2 separate regions of the Homo sapiens genome follow, and region 2 is linked to region 1. A link is a loop called in an ENCODE intact Hi-C map of the cell type or tissue named here. Cell type or tissue: mammary epithelial cell. All regions are shown on one strand.

Region 1 (4,000 bases):
AACAGAACACAGTTGACAGAAAGTCTTAAGTAGCTATCCCAAAGATATATGTGACACACAAGTAGACTCCTTTTCACTCCTCCTCCTCATCTTCCTACACACAAACATATACATTTGTTTTTTTATACACACACACACTCATGCGCACTAAACTGAATCTATTGTGAGCCTTTATTACCTATACGATGTGAAGCCATTGTTTCTTATCATTCTTGTGAAGTATAATACAAGCATCATAGCAGAGCTTAAAAGACTTAAGAGAGAAAGAAAAAGTGTAGTAGAATTGTAAAAGGATTGGACATACAGAATTCTTCAGTGGAGGAAATGCAATGCTTGGCTTAACTCAGTGAACTCAGAGAAGAAATTAAGGACTAATCTTGATATCATTTGCATGTGCATGCTAAGTTTCTGCATAGACACCAAGCCCCCCTTAGCATGTTTGTGTGGATATAGTATGTGAGAAAGGGGAACAGTGCAGGGATCATGTCTTCTTTGGACGAGGGTGTTGGAAATTGCCCCTACATGTAAATCACAGGACACAGCAATGCCACAGTGCTCAGCGGATGTTCCCACCGCTCACTGCAAAGGGGATGTGACTTTGTAATGACACCACAGCAGAAAGCTTCTCTCAAACAGCCTGCCCTGGAATTATTGTTAAATCATCTATGTATTAATTACAGCTCCTGGGTTTTCTAACAGTTTTATAGAGGTATATTTTGTATGTCATAAAATTGTCCATCTGAGGGTAGAATTCAATGATTTTTGGTAACTTTACTGAAATGCCATAACCACAAATCAGTTTTAGAACATTTTTGTCCCCCCAGTAAGATCCTTCATGACCATTTATAGTTAATCTTCATTCCCACACCCCGCCCTAGGCAATGACTAATCTGTTTCCTGTCTCTATAAATTTGCCGTTTCTGGAATTTGCCGTTTCTGGATATTTCCTACCAGTGGAATCATGCAGTATGCGGTCGCTTGTGTCTAGATTATTTCACTTGGTGTAATCTTTTTTGTGGTTTAAACATGATGTAGCCTGCGTCAGTGGTTCATTTTTTTTCCACTGCTGAATAATATTCCAACTGCTTCTGTTAAAAATAAAAAAGGCTATAAATAAATGAATATTTATTTATACCTCTATAAAAACTGAAGGGTAACACATTTCCAGTGAAGACTAAGATCCAGATTCAGAGTCAAGTTTTGTTCTCTGGATCACACAGGAACACTTGCCTGATTACACTTTCTTTCTCATTCATTTGTTCATCTTGTGAAGAAAACAAGTCAATGTTGGCTTCCCTACATCACTTAGAAATAATAATTTCACAATAGATTATTCGAACCCTAAATGGTGGAAATATAAAAGCAATTTCTGGCCAACTGTGGTTAAAAAACAAAGTTCTAGGCATTCATTTGGAGGGTGCTATGATGCAAATACGTGTTAAGTAATGCAATTGAGTTAAAAATTATCATAGTATTGAGATGAGTCATAGGAATCTGAAAATAAGTAGGAGCTTCATTACTTTTAATATTTGGAAGTAAATTAATTCAGTATCGCATAGTTTTGCTGATTTCATTTTTTTCATATTCTAATATTGTATCAGAAGGATTGCTGCAATATTTACATATTGTCTTTGCTGCATGCAATATAGTTACCCTCTCAAATTATCCACCTGGATCCATTTATTTTCATAATGGGCTTCTTTGGAAGTTGAGTTGTGGAATGTCATAAATGTTCAGGGAAAGCATGCCACTGTGGACTCAGAAATTACATTAAAAAAGCTTCCAGTACACATGTTGAATAAAAATGGGTCCTATAAAGTTTATTAACTAAGCAAATTAAACAAACTTGGTAATAGGTGTTTCACATGAAATTCCTGAAGCAGCATAAATGTGCTTTGCAACCTGAGTCCCTTGTTATTCTCACATAACATGTGGCTTTTTCTCTTTTCCCAATTTCTCTTCTAAGTGTAGCAAATGTTTCTTTCTTTCCCTGGGATGAGAGAAGTCCTTCCAAGGATGGTGTGGATTTCAAGACTCAAGCAATTCCAGAGTGTTGAAAAAGAGTCAGTAGGTGGATTTGTAATGACAAAACAATAATAGTAAAGGTGGTGACATGCACTCAGTAAATGGTAGCTACTATTTTGTATCAGGCACTCTGCTACAGACATTACGAGGCTGGAATAAGATAAACGCCTCATGACATAGCTTCTACCATTGTTCCCATATGGCAGATGAACAAACTGAGGCTCAAAGAGGTCAAGTAACTTGTCCAAAATCACAAAACTGAGTGTCAGAGCCAGGACTTAAGTCTAGCTCTGTGTAATCTTACAGCCCAGGTTCTTAACAATCATACTAAACTGTCTTTCAAAATGACAGGCACAAGACCTGTCCCTTTCACTCCTGCTGGTACTCAGTGACGTACAGTCATGCATCTTTCAACATCAAGAATATGTTCTGAGAAATGTGTCATTTGGTGATTTCATCATTGTGGGAATATGCGAGTGTACTTACATGTATCCAGCTGGTATAGCCTACTACACACCTAGGCTGTATGGGATAGCCTAGGCTGCACACCTGTACAGCATGTTATTATGTTATTGTACTGAATACTGGAGGCAATTGAAACACAATGGGAAGTATTTCTGTATCTGAACACAGAAAAGGTACAGTAAAAATATAGTATTATAATTTCATGGGATTACTGTCATACATGGGGTCTGAAGTTGACTGAAGCATTATTATGTGGTGCATGACTGTACACTAACAAGTCAAGTGACCTCTTAGGACTTAGTCTATTAATCTAAAGGATGAGAAGTACATTCTAACATCAGGTGTCTTTTCTCGAGCACAATCAAATTTTCATTTTCCCAATCTCTTATAATGACTCATGACCGGGTGAAGGAGGAATCAGTGCAAATTGCTTGTTGGGATGGAAACAGGTGCTAGAAGTGAGGAAAAAGCAATGTTCAAACGCAAAGGAAGGGTGGAGGAGGAAAGGTGTGGAGTTGCCACAGGGACTCATAGCAAGCAAAAATAAAATCCAGTTTGGAAATCCACCAGAAAATCCCCCTCAATCTCGGAGGCTTCTTTCGTGTTCTTTACAGGAAACACTTGTGTGTTCCTTTCCCTTTGTCAGGGACATATAATTTAGAAAGCAGAGAATTTGTTCTTTCTAGTTTTTCCTTTTTTTTTTTTTTCAGTAAACATGAAGGATTAAAGGGAAATAGACAACAGCACTTTTAAAGGATGCTTTTTCGTAAGACTTTCAGTGGATGTTATCCAGTAAATAAGAGTTTCACAGTATGCTATCAATGTTAGTTTGGAGAAGGAAAGGTCAAAAAGTCAAACCTTGATATCTTTATCTTTTCACAAAGGTTATTTCTGAAGGAGCTATATGTAAAAGGAAAAACAAAAGGCAAATATATACACACACCTATATATGTATATGTAATGCATATATTACAACATAGTTCTTCCAATCCTAATTATATGCCTAATGCTGGGCTTGAGTGTCTATTACTTTTTAAACTACACTTGTGCTATTATTTTTCTTATAATAAAATGAGAATAAATATGGAATTCTCTCCAGGTCCCCAGATTGCTGTCACAGCCAGCTTAGTTCACTTTATATTACCCACCTAGCTCCAGTACACACCTGAATTTGTGTCTCTTGCTCCAACACAACATATATATATACACACACACATATATATGTGCATATATATGTTTTTATATATATATGTTGTTTTCATATATATATATGTTGTTTTCATATATATATATATGTTGTTTTCATATATATATATATATATATATATATATATGTTGTTTTCTTATATATATGAAAAACAACAAAAATCCTTTCCTGTGTCACTCCAGGTAATGGGTTTCACTGTGTAACTATTCTTTTCTGCAAAAGGTTTGTGTTATTATCCTTGGGTATTATTTTCTGATGGTATCAGTGAAATGGGTCATTATTGAAGCACTGGCTTACTTATGA
Region 2 (4,000 bases), 120 kb after region 1:
GCTGGGTCAAATAGTATTTCTGGTTCTAGATCCTTGAGAAATCACCACACTGTCTTCCACAATGGTTGAACTAATTTACACTCCCACCAACAGTGTAAAAGCGTTCCTGTTTCTCCACATCCTTTCCAGCATCTGGTGTTTCCTGACATTTTAATGATCACCATTCTAAGTGGCATGAGATGGTATCTCATTGTGGTTTTGATTTGCATTTCTCTAATCTCATATACCCTTTCTTTTGCTTCAGAAAGAGAACAAGGGGTTTCACATTAGAAGAATTCTTTGTTGGAACAATTTTAATATTCTGAAGTCTTTTTCTTAGAGCATTCAAGTATGCCTTGGTTACCCTGTGGCATGGACAAATGCCCTTCCACCTCAGCCACAGTTTGCCTTCATGCATCTGTCAATACATAAGTGCAAAGTGATGTAGAATCTACCAGAGTTTGCACTGTGGGGTTGTCTTTTATACTTTCCTTTTTAAAGTAATCCTGAAAATCTCTTAGGAAATTGATGGAGGGTGGGTTCATAAAACCTCACAGTGTCAGAGTTGGAAGGCAGTCTAAATTGCATGTGGTCCCTATAGTGTCATTATGATGACCAAGAAATCAGTTCCCAGGGAGGCTGAGATTTGTCCCAGTTTACCATGATGGTGACTGTGCTGCATATTTTCTGTTTGTCCTTCACATTCTTTCATTCCATCAATATCTTGCTCTCTGCCTTGGAAGCTGACCCTATAGACTGGATCTGTGGGTGCTCTATCCTCTAGCTGATTGGCTCAATGGGAAGAGATCGAAGATCAGAAGATAGAAGGTGGAAGAGAGAGAGGCAGGGGCACTTCCTACCAGCTTGGAAGAGAGAGAGGCAGGAGCACTTCCTACCAGCTTCCTCCTTGTCATTGTGCTATAGCAGGCTGTTTTTCTGTATCTGAGACAGACATTCCCAGGTAGCCCTCTCCATACAGTCTTCTCTTTCTGGATTCTTCTAATCACTTCCACTTTTTTTTAGCTCTAGATCATTGCATGTTAGCTTTTATAAGCACTTGCTGGTTGTTAGGACTCACATTCTGTACATGGAAACATTTATTAGGACTCTGGTTCTGTAAGTGAAAAAATTCGCTGATTTTCTCGAGCCATGCACACTGACATAACTTCTGATTTCCAGAAACCTTGACCACAACTGTTTAAATAGTCCCCTTATTAAACTCTCTCATATTGCCAGGTTTGGGTGTCATCTGCTTTCATGCTAGGACCTTGATTGATACAGAAACAGCTAAAGCTAAAACTATAGCCCAGCTAGTTCTCTGTCTCCTTAACCCTATTCTATTTGCTTTTCCACCATACTGCTTTTACTATGGATACCTTGATACTTTGAATAAATAATAATTGTTTCATAAACACACAATTTTGATAGTAGATAACAGTAGCATGCAGTGGTTAAAAACATAGACTCAACATCTTGGGTTCAAATCCCAGTTCTGACACATACTAGATTACTTAACTAGCAAGTTGCTTAGGGTTCAAATCCCAGTTCTGACACATACTAGATTACTTGGGTTCAAATCCCAGTTCTGACACTAGATTACTTAACTAGCAAGTTGCTTAACTTCTCTGTGTCTCAGTATCCTCTTTCATAACAATAAGGCTATTGTGGAGATTAAATCATATCAGTTCCTTCAAAGAACTTAGCACATATGAGGGTGTTAAATGTTCATAAGTGCTCAGCACATGGTAAGTGCTCCATAAATGTTAGCTTTTATGAGTGTTGGCTGTTTGTTAGGACTCACATTCTGTACATGGAAACATTTATCAGGACTCTGATTTTGTAAGTGGAAAAATTTTCAGATTTTCTCAAGCCTTGCACGCTGTCATAAAATTTCATGAGGATAAAGTCATCAGTTCCCAGGAACACTGAAGAGTTACAGGGGAAGTGGGGAGGTGCAGGTAAGTGGGGGTATATATGAGTCACCAGAGGGACGTGAGGAGAGATGGGAAAGGAATGTAGACAACATCATGATGGACAAGCCTGGATGTGCCAGGAAGCTCTAATCCACCTGGGAGGGCTGTGAATCAGCCCCCTTCCAGCAGGGTAGGTGTCCAGTTTCTGGCTGGTTGACCTGGGAGGAGGCCATGGAAGCTGTTGCCCCATCAATCTATTGTTGAGAGATACAGCCATGAGCCTGGATGTTCCTACAACAATAATTATGCAAGAGCTAGTTTACAAAGGTGCTGACAAACCCCACCTGGAGACAGTATTTCTTTAGCTCCGAAGTGTGAAATAAGGTGTGATTTTTTAAAAAAACATAGATTCTGTTTTTCAGATATTGATTCTTTCTTTTGCATATTTGATAAATATTCAGAAATGTGAAATTGATTATACTTGAGCATGGTCTTACTTGAGCTTACTAGAGCGGTGGCTGTACTTAAGCTCTACATCTCTGGGTAGTCACTGTAGGTATTTGGAGAGAGGAGCTAAATTTCTGAACTGACTTATTTAAGTGGAATGCTATGCCCAGCTCTTCACTGGTTAAAACTCCGCATGGTACATTTTATCCTCAATGGCTTTGCTCCTGGTCTTCCTAAGGGTGCAATAAATTGTGGCTTCTCTTACCTAGAACCAGTTTCTTCTCTTCTATCATTAAATAGGGCACTGTCACATGCCTTTGAAAGAAAGAGAAATTAAGTCATCCCATCTTTTGTTGTTCAGGATGGTGACACTTTCTGTTATTACTTTAGGTCAGGCAAGGAAAGAATTTAATACACTGTTGGAAGGCATTGGACATAGGAGGAAGTGCATGGTGCTCTGTGGCCTCTGTGAGTTAGACTTAGGCCCTAACATCCAATTGCAGGCAATCGAGGCTTCTCCCACTTGTTCCCTTTCTCCTTGTTTTCTCTTTTGCCTTTATTAGAATTTTTATTGTTGGCCTGATTCTGATCATTGGTAATTGTCCCTAGAGTGGACAGCCAGTTTGATTTAGGTGGACTTGTAAATAGGTAAGTGTCAACAACAGGTTCCACAAGCAGCTGCCTTGTTATTGTTGTTGTTGCTGTTGTTGTTTTGAGACAGAGTCTCACTCTGCCACCCAGGCTAGAGTGCAATGGCATGATCTCGGCTCACTGCAACCTCTGCCTCCCAAGTTCAAGTGATTCTCCTGCCTCAGCCTCCTGAGGAGCAGGGATTACAGGCGCGTGCCACGATGCCTGGCTAATTTTTGTATTTTTAGTAGAGACGGGTCACCATGTTAGTCAGGCTGGTCTCGAACTCCTGACCTCAGGTGATCCGCCCACCTTGGCCTCCCAAAGTGCTGGGATTACAGGGGTGAGCCACCGCACCTGGCCTTACTGTTCTGTTCATGTCCTGCTGCAATGTCCATGTCCTTGCCCAACAAGTGACCCACTAAATGTCTCTGTGGCGGAAATGTCCAGGTCTACGGGTGACTAAGATAGTGAGTGAATGCCTTCTCCTATCTAAACTTTCTGCTTTTCCTCTTCTGTCTTTTGTAAAAATGAATCCTACTCTGAGCAAGCTGTTTAAAAATAAAGATCATCCTCTGTCTCATCCACCATCTTCACTGTCAGTTTCCTCTCCCCTGCTTATTTTCTTACTTTTACTTTTGTTTTTTGTTTTGAGTTTCTAACATGCTATGTAATTATTGATTATGTGATTGTCTGTTTGCCTCTACCCATTAACATATAAGCTCAACCAGGGCAGGAAACGTGTTTGTGTTATTCACTGATCTACCCCATCAACCCAGAATGCCGTCTGATACATGGTAGGCAGAATAAACGAGGAAACAAGTGTCCCAAAGAGGCCACTCCAAGAAATTCTTCAACCTCTAAAAAAGACCCAATATTATATTTCTCCACATGGAGAAATATGGACTGCTATTAGAAAAAAAAAATCATCCTAAAATCATGTTCTATCAAAATACCAAATATTAAAAGGGAAAATATCAAAAGGGAAGTTTTGCTTTCTAACTGGTCATTGTTTTAGTTTTGAATTATTA

Evidence for each region. A loop is a pair of places that touch in the nucleus more often than their neighbours do. Peaks named below come from ENCODE experiments on the same cell type or tissue, not always from the same donor. Only the 100,000 strongest peaks of a DNase experiment are listed, where the experiment ranks them.
Region 2: a loop joins it to region 1, with 8 times the contacts of the local background. A loop is called at or near these places in 1 of 110 quality-filtered maps.

What each region holds. Positions count from the first base shown.
Region 1 is chr5:167,642,407-167,646,406 of GRCh38, forward strand. The region is part of intron 4 of TENM2 (teneurin transmembrane protein 2); the gene reads left to right. Among named protein-coding and RNA genes, the nearest start is that of TENM2-AS4, 16 kb to the right of the region's middle. In mammary epithelial cell, no CTCF peak of the experiment used is centred here; DNase peaks (open chromatin) are centred at 935 and 2,465; H3K27ac peaks cover 2,878 bases.
Region 2 is chr5:167,757,619-167,761,618 of GRCh38, forward strand. All of the region lies in intron 4 of TENM2 (teneurin transmembrane protein 2), which reads left to right. Among named protein-coding and RNA genes, the nearest start is that of TENM2-AS4, 99 kb to the left of the region's middle. In mammary epithelial cell, no CTCF peak of the experiment used is centred here; a DNase peak (open chromatin) is centred at 2,013; H3K27ac peaks cover 3,255 bases.